Linked DNA regions of Homo sapiens: region 1 is linked to region 2. A link is a loop called in an ENCODE intact Hi-C map of the cell type or tissue named here. Cell type or tissue: breast epithelium. All regions are shown on one strand.

What was found. A loop is a pair of places that touch in the nucleus more often than their neighbours do. Peaks named below come from ENCODE experiments on the same cell type or tissue, not always from the same donor. Only the 100,000 strongest peaks of a DNase experiment are listed, where the experiment ranks them.
Region 1: it touches region 2 in a loop (34-fold over the local background); 1 of 110 quality-filtered maps calls a loop at or near these places.

The regions. Positions count from the first base shown.
Region 1 is chr2:25,460,417-25,465,416 of GRCh38, forward strand. The region is part of intron 10 of DTNB (dystrobrevin beta); the gene reads right to left. Among named protein-coding and RNA genes, the nearest start is that of DTNB-AS1, 42 kb to the left of the region's middle. In breast epithelium, no CTCF peak of the experiment used is centred here; no DNase peak of the experiment used is centred here.
Region 2 is chr2:25,288,914-25,293,913 of GRCh38, forward strand. The region is part of intron 3 of DNMT3A (DNA methyltransferase 3 alpha); the gene reads right to left. Among named protein-coding and RNA genes, the nearest start is that of MIR1301, 37 kb to the right of the region's middle. In breast epithelium, no CTCF peak of the experiment used is centred here; no DNase peak of the experiment used is centred here; H3K27ac peaks cover 1,566 bases.

The sequences.
Region 1 (5,000 bases), 170 kb after region 2:
CAGTGTTATAAAAAGTATGAGTCTGGCTACAGCTGCCTACTACCAGTGAGTGAAGACAGAAAAGAGAAGTGGTCCCTGTCACACACTACCATTCGGATTTCAAAGGAGTGTGGAAAAACTTGCAAAGGAGGCCAAGAAGAAATGAGAAAAACTAGGAGAGCATGATATCCGGAGGCCACGTGCAACAGGCGTTTCAAGTAGAAAGGAGAGATCTATGTCAAACGCTACTGACAGATCAAGTAAGGTTAACTACTGAAAACTGACCACTGGATTCTGTGGTTTAGAAGTCACCAGTGTGCTTGACATAAATAGTTTTGGCAAAATAACAGGAGGTGAAAGTCTGACTGGGTGTGTTTGAAAGGAAATGGCAGAACAGAAATTGAAGTTTCTTTCTACAGATAACCCTTTAAAGAAGTTTTTCTGAAATGGGAAGGAGAGATATAGAGGGTACCTAGAAAGGGAACTGAGGCCAAGAAAGGTTTTTTGTTTTTTTTTTTTTGAGACGGAGTCTCACTCTGTCACCCAGGCTGCATTGCAGTGGTGTGATCACTGCAGAGGCTCACTACAACCTCTGCCTCCTGGGTTCAAGCAATTCTCTTGCCTCAGCCTCCTGAGCAGCTGGGACTACAGGTGTGTGCCACCACGCCCAGCTAATTTTTGTATTTTTAGTAGAGATGGGGTTTTGCCATGTTGGCCAGGCTGGTCTTGTACTCCCGACCTTAGGTGATCCGCCCGCCTTGGTCTCCCAAAGTGTTGGGATTACAGGCGTGAGCCACCAGGCCTGGCCTATAGGAAGACTTCTATTCAGAACCAGTATTGTTTGTCATATAATTAGAGATCTGGAACACAATGAAAAGCATTCTTAGTAGTTAGATAAGGAAGTTAAATGACCATGAATTTTCTGATAATTTTGTTTGGGGTGTGGGGTGTAATGTTCTTCCCCCATTCAAAGTTGTACCTAGTTTACCAGATTAAGAAAATTTAAACTCTTTCCTTTTTGATAAAATATAAATATACATATATACATAAATATGCAACATATATATAACCCCCAACTAACAAACAAGGTTTGTTTCAGAAATTTGTTTTTCCAAAGCAGAGTCAATAGTTTACAATTCAGATTTTTTTCCTATAAAAACAAGAATTCCTAAACTGTCAAATGTCAATTCAATCCATAAAACGAGGTGATGCCTAAATACCCAATAGTTCTAACAGCATTACTGATGGAAATTGAGCACCTGAAACAATGTACGGAGCACCTACTAGGTATCCAGTGATGAAGACACCACAGTAAACAAAACCCAGACATGGCTGCTGCTAACAACACTCCAGTAGGAAAAGAAATGACCACACCAATAAACGTAAACTTGCAAATGTAGTAAGTGTTTTGATGAGCGGGGACACTGTCCTCCTCTGAGAGGACACAATACAATTTTATCCAATCAGGGAGATCAGCAAAAGCAAAGGTCAGTACAACGACCACAGAGCTAAAATGAGGAGTGACAATAAGATGAACACTCCGTGAGGCTCCGTGATCGGCACATTCCCAAGGCATCCCCTAGCTCTAAGCCAATGCTAATGATGACCAGAGCTGAGGACAGAGGGTCTTGAATGGGACTGGTAGAGTCTAAAGCAGCATTTCTAAAGATATGTTTCCCCTGACTACCTCCTTTAGAACTCCCAGGCTTCTGCTCAATCAATCGGGGAACGCAGCCTGGGAATCTGCATTTAGAACAAGTTTGCAGGTGCGCTAGCTGCATTCCAGTGTGAGAACTGCTCTCTAAGAGATGGTGATAATATCTCGTGATGTCAGCAGAATTTCTAGTGGTAGCAGGCAAGCCATCAGGAGGCACATCTGTAGGGACAGGGAGCAAGGGGACGGGACTGAAATGGGGGAAGTGGGGATGAAGAGTGAGCAATAGCGGGACAAGGTCAGAGGCAGGACAAGCCCCTGACCTTGTCCTGAGGCTGGGTGTAGAGGAGCAGCCTGGAGCCAATGGTAACAATTATGTACCAAGCAGGAGGCAGTGGAATACAGCAATTGAGAGCATGGGCTTTGGTTTTTAATCCAGTTGGACAATAACTTCTCTATGCTTAGTCCCCTCATCTGTAAAATAATAATAATATAAAATCTACCTCATAAGATATTTATTTTGTAGACTGTTGGGAAGATTGGATAAAATAATGTCAAAAAGCATCTGGCACATATGTTGTCATAGTCATTAGCAACAAGGTACTTGTGACCTATCAGATACTCTTATATATCTTCTCTTGTTTATACTCAGAACACTCTTTTTTTTTTTTTGAGACGGAGTCTCGCTCTGTCGCCCAGACTGGAGTGCAGTGGCGGGATCTCGGCTCACTGCAAGCTCCGCCTCCCGGGTTCACGCCATTCTCCTGCCTCAGCCTCCCAAGTAGCTGGGACTACAGGCGCCCGCCACCACGCCCGGCTAATTTTTTGTATTTTTAGTAGAGACGGGGTTTCACCATTTTAGCCGGGATGGTCTCGATCTGCTGACCTCGTGATCCACCCGCCTCGGCCTCCCAAAGTGCTGGGATTACAGGCGTGAGCCACCGCGCCCGGCCTACTCAGAACACTCTTACAAGAAAGGGATTATGGTAACACTCATGATTTTACATTTCCAGCCCTGACCTCTCCCTCGAGCTCCAGAATCATGTAATTGATGGTCTACTCAACACCTCCCCTTGGGTGCCCAATGGGCATTTCAAACCTAATATGCTCAAAATAGAACTCTTGATTCTTTCCACCCCACCTCCTCACCTGCTCTTCCCCAGACTGACCAGCTTAAATAAATGGCATCACTATACCCAGCCATCAGGCCAAAACCAGAGGGGTCTTTTTAATTTCTCTCTTTTCCTTGAACACACATCCAATCCACTGCAAGTCCTGATGGCTCTTATTTTCTCATCACCTCCACTGCCGCCATGACTTCTCCTGAGCAACTTCTTAGGAGTTCTCGCTTACACTGCCCCAATAGCCTCTTGACTGTGCACTCTTCTGCTCATACACTCTACAGTTGATTCTCCACGCTGCAATGAGTGGCCTTGTCAGTTTGGGGTGATGAAAATGTTCTAAAACTGATTTCAGTAGTGGCTGCACAACTCAGTGCATACACTAAAAACCACTGAATTGTACATCTTGAATGGATGAATTGTACAGTGTGTGAGTTATATCTCAATAAATCTGTTTAAAAAACAAATCAAGGGTCCTAACTAATAATTCTGAAACTGCTACACGTGCTGCAGGCACGGAACGAATAAGTCAATGGATGGTAGATGATGGGAGCCAGGTGTCTCACCCCTGGAGAGGGAAGTTACAGACAACCAAGGTGGGGACAGCTAGAGGAAACCCCGTGGTACTGGATTAGAGTCAGATACTTCAGCGTAACTCACAAATACCTTAATGCAGATACAGATGGATAGAGAAATAATTACAGGCATGTGCATATACGCATACTGATTTCTTTTATTTTTTCCTCCTCAACAGAGCCTGGGCTCTGTTGCCCAGGCTGCACTGGAGTGCAGTGGCGCAATCTCGGCTCACTGCAACCTCTGCCTCCTCGGTTAAAACGATTCTCGTGCCTCAGCCTCCCAAGTAGCTGGGACTACAGGTGCGCACCACCAAGCCCAGCTAATTTTTAAATAATTTTTAGTAGAGTTGGGGTTTCGCCATGTTGGCCAGGCTGGTCTCGAACTCCTGACCTCAGGTGATCTGCCCGCCTTGGCCTCCCAAAGTGTTGGGATTACAGGCATGAGCTATCGTGCCCAGCCTGTACACACTGATTTCTAATACCATTCTCTAATAAAGGAGCCAGGGCTCCCTAGGAAAATGCAATTCTAGGGCTGGGGCAGGGAATACAAGATGAGCCTGGAGCATGTTGTAATGCCACAACCTAAGTAAGTGCTTAAAAAACAAAAGGCAGCATGTCAAAGGGACACAGGACCCAACCAGAAAGAGCTCCCACTAGCCAGAGTTGGAACAATTTGAGCAACAAAATAAATAATGTATTAAACAGTATTGGGTTATAACCCAAAGCATAAAATAAACATCCATGAGTCCACACTGATATAAATAAATGATTAAATCAACAAATGGGAGATATACAGAGGGTGTAGATACTTCCCTCTCCAGGCGAGTAGAGCTTAATTCCTCACCCCTGCCCTTGAGTATGAACCATGCTTAGGGATTTCCAAAGAACAGAGTAGGAAAAGAGTGAGAAACCTTGTCAATGATGCTTTGGACAGGAGACCAAGATTCCCATCAGCAGCGAGAAGTCATGCTGACAGCAGGTTCTCTATGATGCAGTGAGAAGGGCACTTGCCTCTGTGTTCTTCTTCCCCTAAACCCATAATCACAGTGTAATCATGAGAAAACCATGAAGGACATTCTGCAAAATATCTGACCAGTACTCCTCAAAACTGCCAAGGTCATGAAAAATAAGGGAAGACTAAGAAACTCACAGAACAGAAGGAGCCAGGGAGACAGGATGACTAAATGAGATGTGGCATCCCAGAACAGAGAAAGGGCATGAGTGGATAAACTAGTGAAACAGGAATAAAGTCTGGAACTTAATTCACAGTAGTGTATGGGTATTATTTCTTAGTTGTGACACATGCACCCAGGCAACATAAGTTAGCAATATTAGAAGAAACAGGGCCGGGTGCGGTGGCTCATACCTGTAATCCCAGCACTTTGGGAGACCCAGGCAGGTGGATCACCTGAGGTCAGGAGTTTGAGACCATCCTGGCTAACACAGTGAAACCCTGTCTCTACTAAAAACACAAAAAATTAGCCGGGCGTGGTGGCGGGCGCCTGTAGTCCCAGCTACTCAGGAGGCTGAGGCAGGAGAATGGGGTGAACCTGGGAGGCAGAGCTTGCAGTGAGCTGAGATCGAGCCACTGCATTCCAGCCTGGGCGACAGAGCGAGACTCCGTCTCAAAAAAAAAAAAAGAAAGAAAAGAAACAAAGGAAGGGGTAT
Region 2 (5,000 bases):
AGCTGCTGGCCCAGCCTTGCCCTGAAGGGTGGGGGTGAACCCACCGCAGCTGTCACTCCTGTCCCAGCCAATGCATGCCACGTTTGTTTACAAAGCCCTTTCTCACCCAATCTCCTTACAATTCATACCTCTGAATCTAATTATCTGTTTACTGTGGCCTCCCTCCTCGACTGTGAGCCTTGCCTTATTTAACTTTTTTTTTTTTTTTTGAGACCGAGTCTCGCTCTGTTGCCCAGGCGAGTGCAGTGGCGCGATCTCGGCTCACTGCAACCTCCACCTCCCGGATTCAAGCGACTCTCCTGCCTCAGCCTCCCAAGTAGCTGGGATTACAGGTGCCTGCCACCACACCTGGCTAATTTTTGTATTTTTAGAGATGGGGTTTCTCCATGTTGGCCAGGCTGGTCTCAAACTCCTGATCCCAGGTGATCCATCCGCCTCAGCCTCCCAAAGTGCTGGGATTACAGGCGTGAGCCACCGCACCCGGCCAATCTTATTTAACTTTGTAGGCCTCTCCACCTATGGCTCTCTAGCATCCCACACAGGACTGGGCATACATATGCTTATAAAATTAATAAATGTAATTTTCACAGGGATCCTAGGGGAGCTGGAGCGATACTCGCTTTTCTGAGGCCTGCCTTGGGTCACACGCCTCTGATCAGTAAAGCTTCCAGGATGGCTCAGGTACAGGCGAGGCATTTGAAGGCCGACTCCCGCTCTGGGTTGAGTCTCAGAAAAGCGCAAGCTCACAAATGCCCCCAGGGTTTGGAGAAGGCAGAGGTGGCAGTGCAGTGCCCAAGAAAGGCCGGGCAGAGGCTGCTGGCCCTCCCCTGAGCAGCGCTCAATTCAAGCAAAAGACAGAGGCAAGGCAAGGAGGAGCCCTCTGCTGTGGCCTGCCCAGCCGGAACCAATTCCCCAGCCCTGCCGCCGCCTCCTCTTCCCCCTTTGCCCAAAGTCTGGGCCAGACCCAGACCTCCTGCCCCTCCTTCACTCCAGGCAAAGCCTTGCGTCCCAGGGTGGGGCAATGTCTGAAACTCCCAATATGGGGAGGTGATTTTTTCTTTCTTTTTTTTAAGAGACAGGATATCCCTTTGTCACTCAGGTTGGAGTGCGGTGGCACGATCACGGCTCACTGTGGCCCTGAATTCCTGGGCTCAAGCAATCTTCCCGCCTCAGTTTTACCAGGGACTACAGGTGCCTGCCACCACACCTAACTTTTTATTTTTATGGAAGTAATTAAAAAAAATTTTTTTTTTGAGACAAGGTCTCACTCTGCTGCCCAGGCTGGAGTGCAGGGGTGTGACCATAGCTCCCTGCAGCCTCAAATTCAACGATTTTCCTATCTCAGCCTCCCAAGGAGCTGGGACCACTGGCATGTGCCACCACATCCAGCTAATTTTATGGAAGTGATTTTTTTTTTTTTTTTTTGAGACGCAGTCTCACTCTGTTCTCCAGGCTGGAGTGCAATGGTGTGATCTCGTCTCATTACAACGTCTGCCTCCCGGGTTCAAGCGATTCTCCTGCCTCAGTCCCAACCAGTAGCTGGGATTACAGGCGTGTGCCACCACATCCAGCTAATTTTTGTATTTTTAGTAGAGATGGGGTTTCGCCATGTTGGCCATGCTGGTCTCGAACTCCCAACCTCAGGTAATCCACCCACCTCGGCCTCCCAAAGTACTGAGATTACAGGCGTGAGCCACCACGCCCGGCCAGAAGTGGTTTTTAAGTGTTGCTTTACTATAGTTATTTACACAGAAAAACTAAAATCCAGGAGGAGGAGAGGTGAAGGTCATGGCACAGGGGAGATGAGGCCCTGGCACCTGGGGCAAGAAGCCCTGTCCCCAGGCTGCAGCCCACCTGCAGCGATCACCGGGGAAGGGGGATCCTGTGGGGGTGGGGGGTGGGTAGATGCCATTCTCCCTCCTCCCCTGCCTCTTCCTTTCCCACTGGGAGCTCCTCTTGCCTTCTCCCCCAAAGCCCAGCAGATGCAGGGGCGACCTCACCTTGGTCACCCAGAGGGCCGGGCCTGCCATGGTGCTTTTAATGCCTCTGTGAGATCCATTCCATGCCAACCGGGAACCCTGGCATCAGGCCAGCCACGGACTCTTCACCGTCACGTGCACAGACTTGAGAAGGAGGCACCCCCACGCCTGCAGACACCCACTGCCAGCCACAGGACAGAGGGGTGCAAGGAAGCTGCGTGATGCCAACACAAACACGCCAGTGAGCCCCTCCACTCCCACCGCAACTCCTCGCTCCTTCCAGTTCCTCAGCTCTGCAGGCCCATCACCCCTCAACCAGCCTGAATTTTTCCAGGTTGACTCTAGTTTCAGGAAACAGCTGCATGTCCACGTAAGCAGGGCAGCTCTGCCCCCGAAGCATTGGCACGGGGCCATGACTGCCCGCCCCCGCCCTTCCGGCAGCCCCCTTTCCCCTGGCGGCCCTCACCAGAGATCTGATAGCAGCTGGAAGTGGCCTGTGGTAGGGAGAGCCAGAGATGCCTGCTCCATGCCCACTCCAGGAGGGGCCAGGGGGTCCCCAGATGCCCCCTTGCTCGGCCTTCCTGGGGTGGATGGAGCAAGCTCCAACGCTATGGAGCTAGGACCCTGACTCCTCCAATTTCCCTTTTCCCTGTGGGGTGGCTAAAAGCGCAGCCAGTGGGGTCAGGGATGGCGGGACCAGAGGCCACAGAGGGCCGACTCTGGAAACTCTGGTCCCAGCCTGGGCACCCCCTCCAGGTCCTACCATTCCCCTTACCACATCTGCTGGGAGCTGCCTGTCTCCCTTCTCCCCAGAGATCTCTCCACCCGTGTGTCTGAGGAGAGAACTCTGGGCTCTGCAAAGCCTTAGAGGTCACTCAGTCCATGGCCTGGCTAGGCCGTCACAAGCCATGGCAAATGGATGCCAGAATGACCATGCGTGGTGAGTGGCCGGCCCACTCAGGGTTCTGTTTCCAGCGGGGACACTGGTCCACCTGGAAAAGGGCCTGGTTGTGCTCTTTGAAGTCAACCTCAAAGGATTTCAGAGTGAGCTGGAGGCTCCCTTTAAAAAGCCATTATGCTGGCTGGGTTCAGTGGCTCACGCCTGTAATCCCAGCACTTTGGGAGGCCGAGGCGGGCGGATCATCTGAGGTTGGGAGTTCGAGACCAGCCTGGCCAACATGGTGAAACCCCATCTCTACTAAAAATACAAAAAAAATGGCCTTTGAGCCCCCTATGCTCAGGCCTGCTCTCACATTGTGTAGTGTACTTTCATTTTCAATAAATCCCTTCGACCCTTAAAAAAAAAAATTAGCCAGGCATGGTGGTGCACGCCTGTAATCCCAGCTACTCAGAAAACTGAGACAGGAGAATTGTTTGAACCCGGGAGGCAAAGGTTGCAGTGAGCCGAGATCGCACCACTGCACTCCGGCCTGGGCAACAGAGTGAGAATCTGTCTCAAAAACAAAAACAAAAACAAAAACAAAAAAAGCCATTACGTATGAGAGATCCCATACGTTAAGTAAATCTCTTTTGAAGTTGCTTCTGTTTTCAATTTCTGCCAATCCTAGGGTGACAGGTTTGGTAAGAAGGGAACCCACCATGGAAAATGGTGCTATCTTTTCTGTGCTTCATTTATCTTTCTGAAATTTCTAATGGGTGTCCTCCCTCTGCCCCCCAGCTGTGCTGTGCTCAGCCCGCCGCACCCGACATGATTTCATAGCCTTAATCACATCCTCTGCCTTTGTCTCTGCAGACTGGGGAGTCCTAATCTCTTTAGCCTGTCCTCTCTTGGCAGCCTTGCCTTCCCCTTGATCAATTTAGTGCCCTTCTCTGGAGCTTTTCCAACTCGCTTATGTCTTTCTTGAGGTAGGAGAACCAAAATGTACAAAATTCTCTAGGTGGGGATGATGAAAGAAAGCCCATGTCAACAGCTCTCCTCCAATGGGTGTGCCGGCGCGTACCTGCAACAGGAGGAACAATGCAGGTGGAGCCCGGGCCCTAGAAAAGCTCATGGGGCCCCAGGAAGGCCACCAAGGCCAGGACCTGTGGGAATGAATGACTCGCTGAAGGTGGCCCTGGGATGTGGAGAGATGAAAATAAACAGAGGGATTATTTTTGGAAAAAAAAAAAAAGGAGATTCTGAGATTCTACTTAAATGCTCCCCAAGTAAGACCAGCTATGTAAGGTGGCCTTGACAGGGGCCCCTTCCCCATCTGCTCCCTTCCAGAAGCCTTGTCTCTGACAACAACGCTGATGCTGTCCCTGTTGTGCCATTGCTAGGGCTTCCTTTCACCCCTTCCTCTCCAGCGTTCCCAGGGCCAGCAGCATAGGCTTGGCCAATTCTGCCCCGCCACTGCCACCCCCCACAGGCCCTGGGACTTTGCTGGCGCCCCTGCCCCCTCCCCTCTCCCAGCATGTGCTCATGCTCAGGGATGAACGCCATGCTCATGGGTGCCAGAGCCAATTTCTCAAACACGACTCCCATCACGTCATATCCGCCTCCTCACAACCTTCCAGATAACACATTTTTCAGAGAGGATAAAGAGTAAAAGCCCCTCAGGCTGCCTGCAAACTACCTTTCCAATCAAGATTGAGAAGATTTTTCTTCTTTCTTTGAGACAGGGTTTTGCTCTGTCACCCAGCTGGAGTGCAGTGACACAATTATGGCTCACTGCAGCCTCAACCTCCCGGGGTCAAGAGATCCTCCTGCCTTAGCCTCCCAAGTAGCTGCGACCACAGGTGTACCACCATACCCAGCTACTATTTATTATATATATATATAAAAATTTATTTTTTTGAGACAGAGTCTCCCTCTGTAGCCCAGGCTGGAGTGCAGTGGCACAATCTCGGCTCACTGCAACCTCTGCCTGCCCAGGTTCAAGCGATTCTCGTGCCTCAGCCTCCTGGGCAGCTGGGACCACAGGTATGTGCCACCACATTCGGCTTTTTTCTATTTTTAGTAGAGATGGGGTTTTGCCATGTTGGCCAGGCTGGTCTCGAATTCCTGGCCTCAAGTGATCC